Regions from separate parts of the Mus musculus genome. Here region 2 is linked to region 1. The links are chromatin contacts, found by Hi-C or POLR2A ChIA-PET in ENCODE. All regions are on one chromosome and are shown on one strand. Each heading gives the region's core, a stretch centred on a gene start or an enhancer-like site at or near the end of the contact. The rest is flanking DNA. Distances are from core to core; before and after follow the strand shown.

Region 1 (4,196 bases), core at 561-3,060:
GCCCTGGGAGAGGGGCTGCAAACACAGCACCTGTGTCTCCATGTGAACTGTTCCCAACTTTTTCAAGTACAGAAGCCTGGCCAAGCACATAGCTCTGTGGATACAGTGCCTATCTGAGTTCAATCCCTGAAGCCACAAAGGAAGAATAAGCTCCCAAAAGTTGTCCCCTGACCTCTGAAGCAAGCAAGGTGACACCTGTGCACCTGCAATCACAGGCATCACACACACAATAAAAAAAAGTATGTAAAATTCTACCAAGATACTAAGACCTCTGCTTAACACAAACGGAAAAACCATTTCAGTATTAAACCAGTCTTAGAAAACCTGAACTTAGAATGTCTTTTGCAAGAGTCATGTGACACGCACATGACAAGTCAGCCGAGCTGATGGTTGGACCTTTCATGGGGGCACACTTAGCGGTAACTGACCAAAGCAACAAATAAAGCCCAGCTTTTACGGCAATAGTGATTTCTCTTATTAAAAACCAACAAAAATCCCTCTCCCTTAAAGATTTCTGACACTAAAGTATAATAAAAATGGCATCTCTTAAAGTTATTTTCATATATGGAAACCATAGGAGAATTTTGGGTTCAAAGAGAGAGCCTAACAATGTCTATCCAAGAAAGGAGAAGCGCAGTTCCCATGAAAGGTGCCAGGTGTGTCACATCTGCTACAGTGACTTCTTGAGTAAGCAAGAAAAAGGAATGCATTAACTTTTCATGACACGTCATGGAACCTCATTTCCTATCTACAGGCATTCAAGCAGGTAATCTAAAACCTACATACAACTCTATCATCAAAGGCCCCATTAGTTTCTTTTCAAAACTGTCTGCAAACTTGTACTTTAACTTGGTGGTACCAGGAAGACATTTCTAGTTTATTTTTAGTTCAGTTTTGTTCTTCTTTTTCTTCTTCTTAACCTACTGGAGACAAAAGGTGACTGGGAGACTCATGTCTCCCCTAAACCAAAAATTTCACAAATGTCCAGGATTTTGTAAGGGTCACGTCTCACAAGTCTCACAGAACTCTCCCAGGAGACAAGCCCAAAAGAAAACTAAACATTATAAATAGCTCCTCACCATCTCCTCATCCCCCTCAAGCCCACGCAGTCCCAAGAAGCATCCATATTACCTAAAACCCAACAGGGAGAGAGCTCTAACAAGCTCGGGATTTACAAGTAAAGCCGACGCTGACAGCTCCGCAGAGCCGGCGCAGGGTCTGACAGTGCCCTCTAGCAGAGCTCTCCCACCTACCTCCCCTTAAAACCAAGTCCTCCTCCAGCCGTCACTGCCTCCAGAGACGCGCCCCTCCTGGCTACTGTCCGAGGCCCTCTCCCCAACGCCCAGCCGCGGCACCTAGCTCCCCGCCGGCTGCGGTCGGGACCCGGCCCGCAGGCCCGACCCCTCCCCGCTGCGCTGCGGCCCTCGGCCTTCAGACAATGGGGCCCTCAGGCTGCTCCGTCTCCTTCGCCCGGCCGACCTTCCCGGCGCTGCGCAGCGAACCTCCCGGCGGCCCTCACCCCCGGCCGGCCGCTCTCACCCCGGCCCGCCCCGGCTCTCCTGCACTCACTATTCGGGATTCATGCTGGACATGTCACTGCAGCTGCCGCCGCCGCCGCCGCCACCACCGCCCTTGCTGACGCAGCCGCCGCCCCAACTCTCCGCGCCACAGGTAATGGAAAGGGAGGAATGAGCTAAGCTGTTCCGGTAGAGCAAACGTCGACCCCACTCCGACCCTTAGAACACAATCAGCAGCCGCCGCCACTCAGTGATCGCTTCCACCCAAAATGGCCGCCGGCGAACCAGGAACTGGGGAAGCCTAGGCCAAGGGGCCTGGCGCGGCCCAGAGGGCGGCAGCGTCGCGGGGCACGCTGGGAAAGAGAGTCATGAGCACACCGCGCGCTGGGCAGCCCGACCGGGCCGAGGGCTGTCTGCACTCAGCTTCCCACTAGGCCCCGCGCCCTGAACGCATGCGCACTTTCGAGCTTGTAGCCCGCCCCGTCCCGATTCCCTCACCCCCACACCCCGCCCTTCCTGCTCCCCTCCCCGCTGGCCTGCTGGCTAGGACTTCGCTCGGACTCCCCCTAGCGGATTGGCTAAGGCCGACCGGGCTGTGTTGATGTCATCAGTGAGACGTGGCAGCAGGGCGAGTCGGTGCCCCATCGGGAGGGGAGGAGGAAGGAACTCGGCGGAGGGCGGTGCCGCAGCAGAGGGGGAGGGGGCTCCCAGGAAGCCTGGGACAGTGAGGAGGGGTGGAGACAGCTTGACGAGCTCTGCTCAGGCAAGACCACAGGGGCCATCACCATCAGGGTCTGAGGCTGCTCTAAGGACAGCAGGAAACTCAAGCGGCCTCTGTAGACCTTGCGCTTTCTCACTCACCCGACTCCTTCTCTAATTTTTTTTTTTTTTTTTTTACCGTTTTACTCTAGCAACTTGATGTTGCAATAGCTGCAAATGGACCCTGTTCTAGTCTCTCTTCTGCTCACACAGCCAGATTTCCCTGTCTGAAACTGCTCCTCCATCTCGACCTCCAACCTTTAACATTGTGCTGTTGAGACACAGGCTAAAGTCAGCCTTAACCAGTCTTCTCCTCCTACTTGAGGCCTAGACTTAAAAGTTGAATTGTTTTCCGGGATAGGGTTGGGTTGGGTTGGGTTGTTAAGTTTTGTTTTTGTTTTTTTTGAGGGGGGGGGGTTGCAGTTGCTTTTGCTGCTCTTTGTTTTTTATTAGTACTAATTCTGTGTCCGTCTGCACAACTGGGCAGTAATAAGTATTTTTTTTTAAGCCATGAAACTCTTCAGTACGGACTCCAGAACTAATATTAATACATTTTTTTAGACCTAATGGTGTCAACTTTAATCAGCTCAGGAATTTAAATCTCCGCTAAACTTTAACGCATTATCTTGCGTTATTTATTACAAAGGGCATAGTATAATACACTGACCAAAGTTTATCTTCCAACTTGTTCTAAGCAAGAATATTATCTCCTGGGGCCAACTGTAGATTTACTTTTAATTTCTGAATTTCTGTGACATCAAAATATGCAAAAGAGGCTGTTCTCATGACTAACCATATACTCAGAACATATTTACACATCCCTCTGGCGTTCCTCCGTGTGTCCTGACAGCCTCATCAGACCACACATACATAGTTTTGGGAGTTTTCTTGTTATTGTCTGGGTTTTGGTTTTTGGTTTTCTGAGGCAGAGTTTCTCTGTGTAGCCCTAGCTGTCCTGGAACTCCCTCTGTAGACCAGGCTGGCCTCGAACTCAGTGTTTCCCTGGCCTCTGCCTCCTGGGTTCTTTTCCATACTAACTTCTGAAATGACCCTAGATGGAGGTTTACAGCCCTGGACCCTAAAGCCCACCATACTTCCTCTTATCATTTCACAGAATAAAAACTCTGAAGTGTCCTAAACTCAATTTTTCAAGCAAAAATTTTGTTGTTATTGTTGTTTTGTTTTGTCTTAGGATTTATCATGTAAGCCAGACATAGCATGCCTTTGACCCCAGCCCTCAGGAGGCAGAGATGGGTGCTTCTCTGTGAGTTTGAAACCAGCCTGGTCTACATAGCAAGTTCCAGAACAGAGCTACATAGTGAACCTCTGTCCCAACACCCACCCCAAATCTGTCATTTAATTTTATGTATGAGTGTCTCTTGCCTGTGTGTGTATGTGTGTGTGTGGTGTGCCATGCATGTGCCTCTTGGCCTCAAAGCCCAGAATAGGGCATTTGATACTCTGAAACGTGAGTTATAGTTGGTTATGCTGGGTTCTGGGAACTGAAAACAGGTCCTCAGCAAGAACAAAAAGTGTCCTTACCAGAGAAGCCATCTCTCCAGCCCTAGCTGGGGTTTTATTACTGATATTTTAATATAGACTTAAACATAAAGATTAAGGAAGAAAGCAGACACTCAGAAAGAAAAACACTATGGAGTGCACTACCCCCATACATACAGATACTACCACCAAAACTCCATTTTTTAAATCTCTGTCTCTTTGGAGATAAATTTGCTCCACTTTCATTGACTATTTCATTTCCCAACAAATTATCTTCTAGTAACCTTTAACCTAGCTGACAAACAGAACAATGTGAAGTATATGTAACAGTTCTTCCTTGACACCCCAAAGCCTGACTGTACCTGTGTATGTGGAGGACAGAAAAATTCATATCTTAGTTACTGTGCTACAGTAAGAAAA
Region 2 (4,196 bases), core at 826-3,325, 540 kb before region 1:
ATCAGTTCAAGATCCTCTTTAGTTTACAGGCTGAGAACTAGCCTGGGTTATAGGAGAACCTGGTTCAAAATAAAAGTAGAAAACCAGGGGTTTTCCCTCTGTGTTGTGTGTGATGCAGGTTTCTCTACTTAAGGTATGATTCACAGAGCCTCCCCCCTGGAAGAGCTTTTAGAGGTCAAAGAAATTTGAGTGTCTAAGAGGTAAACAATAGCACTACAATGTAACATTTGACTAAAAGGGGTAATATAAGTATAAACTTTACTATTTATTATGATTTCAGTTGTTTAACAAGGCTGAATAGGAGAAAAAATTAGAAGTGGTCAGGCGTTTTTCTTTTCTTGATGCCAAATGTCATAATCACATGTAAGAGTATCCAATTACAGGTAGGTTGATTGTGCTCCCAAGTCATTTGAACAAATAGCTACTCAGCTTCCATGGATTTAAAAAAAAAAAAATTAAGTAAACAGAGTTAGCCTCTTCACTTACCTAACAAAGATAATCATTTGGTAATCATATAATTTGTGAAATCGGGAAGATACTTTCCCAAACTGCACGGTTTCCTTTTAATGTTTAGAATCACTATATTAAACATTTTTGATTGGTTTAAATTATTTGAAAATCATCATTCAAACGTTTCCTTCGGATCTTAGTCAGTACTTATTTGGTAGATTTATCAAGTGAAAACAAACATATGTTTGTCTGAAATAAATTAATTTTCAGTTTTACACGCATTTTTTTTTACTTTCATTCTCAGACAATAAACATGTTTTACAGTGACATACTTTTTTTTTTTAATTTGCACACGAGCTACACCAGCAGGGGGCGAAATACAAAAGGAATAAATTTGACAAGCCATATAGATTTTTCTCACTTCAGTGACTGGCCAATAACAAAAATATTCAGCATAACCACAAAGCAGCAATGCAGTCTCTGTTATCTTGCAATGACTGAATTGTGAGGAGACAAATGAGGGTCTATTTTAGTTCTTCAAGTTAATTTGTCTAGAACATTGCAGAGGCAGGATAAACCATGATGAATTGCTATTGTCCTTATCTTTTTCAACGTGTGTAATTCCTCCAGTCAAAGGGCTAGACAGTTCTCTGAGATGACGGGTGTTTTCAGTCCTTGTTCCTTTCGGTTACTGCTGAGCTTTGCGGTTTGGGAACTATTTTAAATAATTCAGCGTGGGCAGAAAGAGAACCCGGCAGGGCTCAGGGTTTGTAGGGTAGAGTCCAGGGTTCACCGTCTGAGACAGGAATAAAAATCCTGCAGCTTTGTCTGAGTTTTACAGTGGAATGGTTTCTAACAGAGTCATAATAAAGGACGGGGAGATGTTATTAAAAAAAGACCAATTGCTCAGGAACCGATGGAAACAAAAACCTCTTATGACCTCTATTGTATAGAATCGCTCAAATGCACAAGTTGATTGGAAAGATGTATGAAAATGATCATCTTCTCCAAACACCAACACAATTCTGGACTGATTTTTGTAGAAGACCATTTGTTAGTTTGCCTGCTGACTTCTCGTCTTAAGTAGGACAATCACTTCTCGTTTGTTAAATAACAGCTTCCTCTTTTGTTGGCTTACATAAAAAGGGAAGGGAATGAAAGTCTTTTATTCCGGGCAAAAAGGACAAGCTGCTGAATGTTGTCCAGCCGGTTTTTCAGCAGAGATCTGGTTCCGTATTTCCATACGTCTGCAGTTTTATTCCAAGGCGGAACTTAACCCTCTCCCCGGCTCATCGGGAAAGTACTGGGCGGAGAGAAGCTCAGGTCTGTGGCCCGGAGCGCTGCCTCAGAGGGTCGGGAGGGGAGGGAGGACGTCCCCAGCCCACACTTCAGTGAGTACGGAAAAAAGACCGTTTGCCCGCAACCAAAATGGCGAACGTCGTTCCACACGACGGCGCCTGCGCAGAAGTAAGAAGTCTGTGACACTAATTCCCCTGGAGTGTCCTCCCCCACCCCGGCACCCACCAGCGCCCGGCCCCGACCTAGCCACCTGCGCCCGGAAGTGACGTATGGACAGCAGCGGTTCCCCGCTGCATGATGGGAGAGTGTGTGGAGTGGGCGGGGGTCTCCGCGGAGGAGGAGGAGGCGGAGGCGGCGGCGGCGGCGGAAGAGGGCGGAGGGTAGTGGGATGGGGGTCCCGCGGCAGCGCTGAAACTCCGGGTGGGCGTCCATGGCGCCGCGCCGCTGACAGGGCTGGGAACAGCTCCCCTTCCGCCCTCACCAGCTCAGCGTCCGAGTAACCGGTCCTTCCCCGGGGAGCCAGTTCCTCCCCGGGCCGCCGAGCCATGCCCATCGCGGCCGCCCGGGACGAGCCAGGTGAGTGCTGCCGCCGCGCTCCCGGGGTGCGGAGGACCCGGCCCGGCTAGTCGCCCCGGCCTGGAGCGCCTGCCCGCGTCGGCCCGCGTGCGGGCCTGCGAGCTCCGGCGCGGGCTCTGCTCTTCTCCGCGGGTGCGGAACGCCGCTGGCAGCGCCCGAAGCCGAGTGGCACGGCGCTCGGCATCCCAGGCTCGGCCGAGGAGAGCCAGCCGTGCCCTCCCGGCCGCCGTGGCCCGCCCTGCCTCTCGCCGTCCACCCGCCCCGAGCTGCGCGCCGGGGTTCCCTCCCGGCCGCTGTGTAGAAGTTTGGGGCTCCGCTCCGGCGTCCTCCTGCTCCCACCTCCCTCGTGACAGGTGTAAACACTGTCTGCCTCGCGGAGGCCCGAGGCCGGCTGCTGCAGGACTGTGCCGCCTCGAAGGGTCTCTGAATGCTCCAACGGACAGAGACGGCCCAGAGCTGTGTCCCTTGCGGAGAGGACCTTTTAGGCACTCCTCAGGAAATTATCTGTGTCTTCTCCCTCCTTGCGTCCGAAAGTTGAGCCATTATTCTTTAAGCTCCCGACGTGGCAGGTGCTGCCGGGGACAGAGGGTGAACGGTGGTGGGTTCTTTTTCCCTTTGGAAACGGAGACTAGTTGTGCTTCCTACCGCCCCCACCTTGTTGGTTTATTCAAGTTATAGCGTGATGTCCCTCTGAATCTGAATCTGTTGCGGTTGAGGAAAGAACTGACTCATACATGTAAATATTAACGGGGAGGGGGCAGGGAGCGTCAAAGGAGCGTTGGTTCTGTTTCAGAGTTCTTACTAAAAGAAGTAAAACTTTACTCAAACTTCAGGGCATAAATATCTTTCACGAGGTGTTTTTTTTGCGGGGGGGGGATAGTGGTGGGGATAGGAACTTTGGAAAGGTTCAAATCAGATTTTACATTTGTTGAACTATTAGAGAAATATATACTAAACTCTAGGGGGAACTCTGCTTCAACTCTAATGCGTTGATATAAGCAGCCTAGTTTACCATATTTTATAAGTTTCTAAACGTTGGCATTTGTAGGGATCATTTTTAACACTCTCCAGAAGTGTATTTGTTAAAACAAAGTACCTATGGTAGCCATATACATGGATATCTCTCACACGAATAGCAAGTTAGATCCAGCATTGTAATTTCTAGATCAGTAAATAGCACTTACTAGATTCTTATTAGATATAGTGTATCAGATTTATCTATTGATGTTTAGAGACATATTTTTAAATCATTAAAAAGCTCCTGGAAAAAATTTAATAAGACTCATAATATGTAGGGCACTTGAATTTAATGTTATCTGATCTTTTGACCTAGAAGCTATAATGAAAATAATTCCACAAAGATATATCCATAATGGCATTGGTAAATTTTGTAGAACCCAATTGTCTATGAAAACTCACAATCTAGGTGATTCTACTATAAAACATTATTTTAAAGTTATTTTTAAGCTGTCCTGCTTATAGTTAATAAAAAGCTAGATGCAAAAAGCTGTGAAAGTTGAGTACTTGTAGTTTATTTTTTGTGAAATCTAATTGAAAAGGAATTATTAAATAGCATTTCATTGAGGAATTGACAAGCCTTCCCCTCAAGTCTCATAGCAGTCTCTTGCATATTTAGATACTTTAAAACCCTCAAGAATTATCTAAGTTAAATGTTTATGTTCTAATTTAATGTTACCAGCAGTTTGTTTTTAGTTTTTGAGGCAGGTTTCATGTAGCTCATATGTAGCTGAAGCTACCTTCAAATTCCTTATCTTCCTGTCTCTGCATCTCAAGCACTTGGATATATGCCATCATGTCCAGCTTTCATCAATTTGTAGATTAAAAAATAAAAGCCTTTTCTCTTTAAGCAC

The links. Hi-C counts contacts between places; a loop is a spot of excess contacts on that map. ChIA-PET counts read pairs that join two places held with the same protein, here RNA polymerase II (POLR2A).
Region 2: a loop to region 1 is called in a map of left cerebral cortex, with 11 times the contacts of the local background. The contact joins the promoter of Aftph here to the promoter of Rab1a in region 1. A Hi-C loop is called at or near these places in 1 of 37 maps with a recorded cell type or tissue (left cerebral cortex). POLR2A ChIA-PET finds 5 or more read pairs at or near these places in 2 of 5 experiments (Patski and embryonic stem cell).

The regions. Positions count from the first base shown.
Region 1 is chr11:20,199,026-20,203,221 of GRCm38, reverse strand. It overlaps Rab1a (RAB1A, member RAS oncogene family), which reads right to left and starts at 1,810. Exons shown (of 6, transcript NM_008996.4): 1 at 1,570-1,810. The coding sequence starts at 1,592.
Region 2 is chr11:20,739,435-20,743,630 of GRCm38, reverse strand. Aftph (aftiphilin) reads left to right here and starts at 2,075. Exons shown (of 10, transcript NM_001290545.1): 1 at 2,075-2,325. Gm46272 (predicted gene, 46272) reads right to left here and starts at 2,999. Exons shown (of 1, transcript NR_168691.1): 1 at 242-2,999.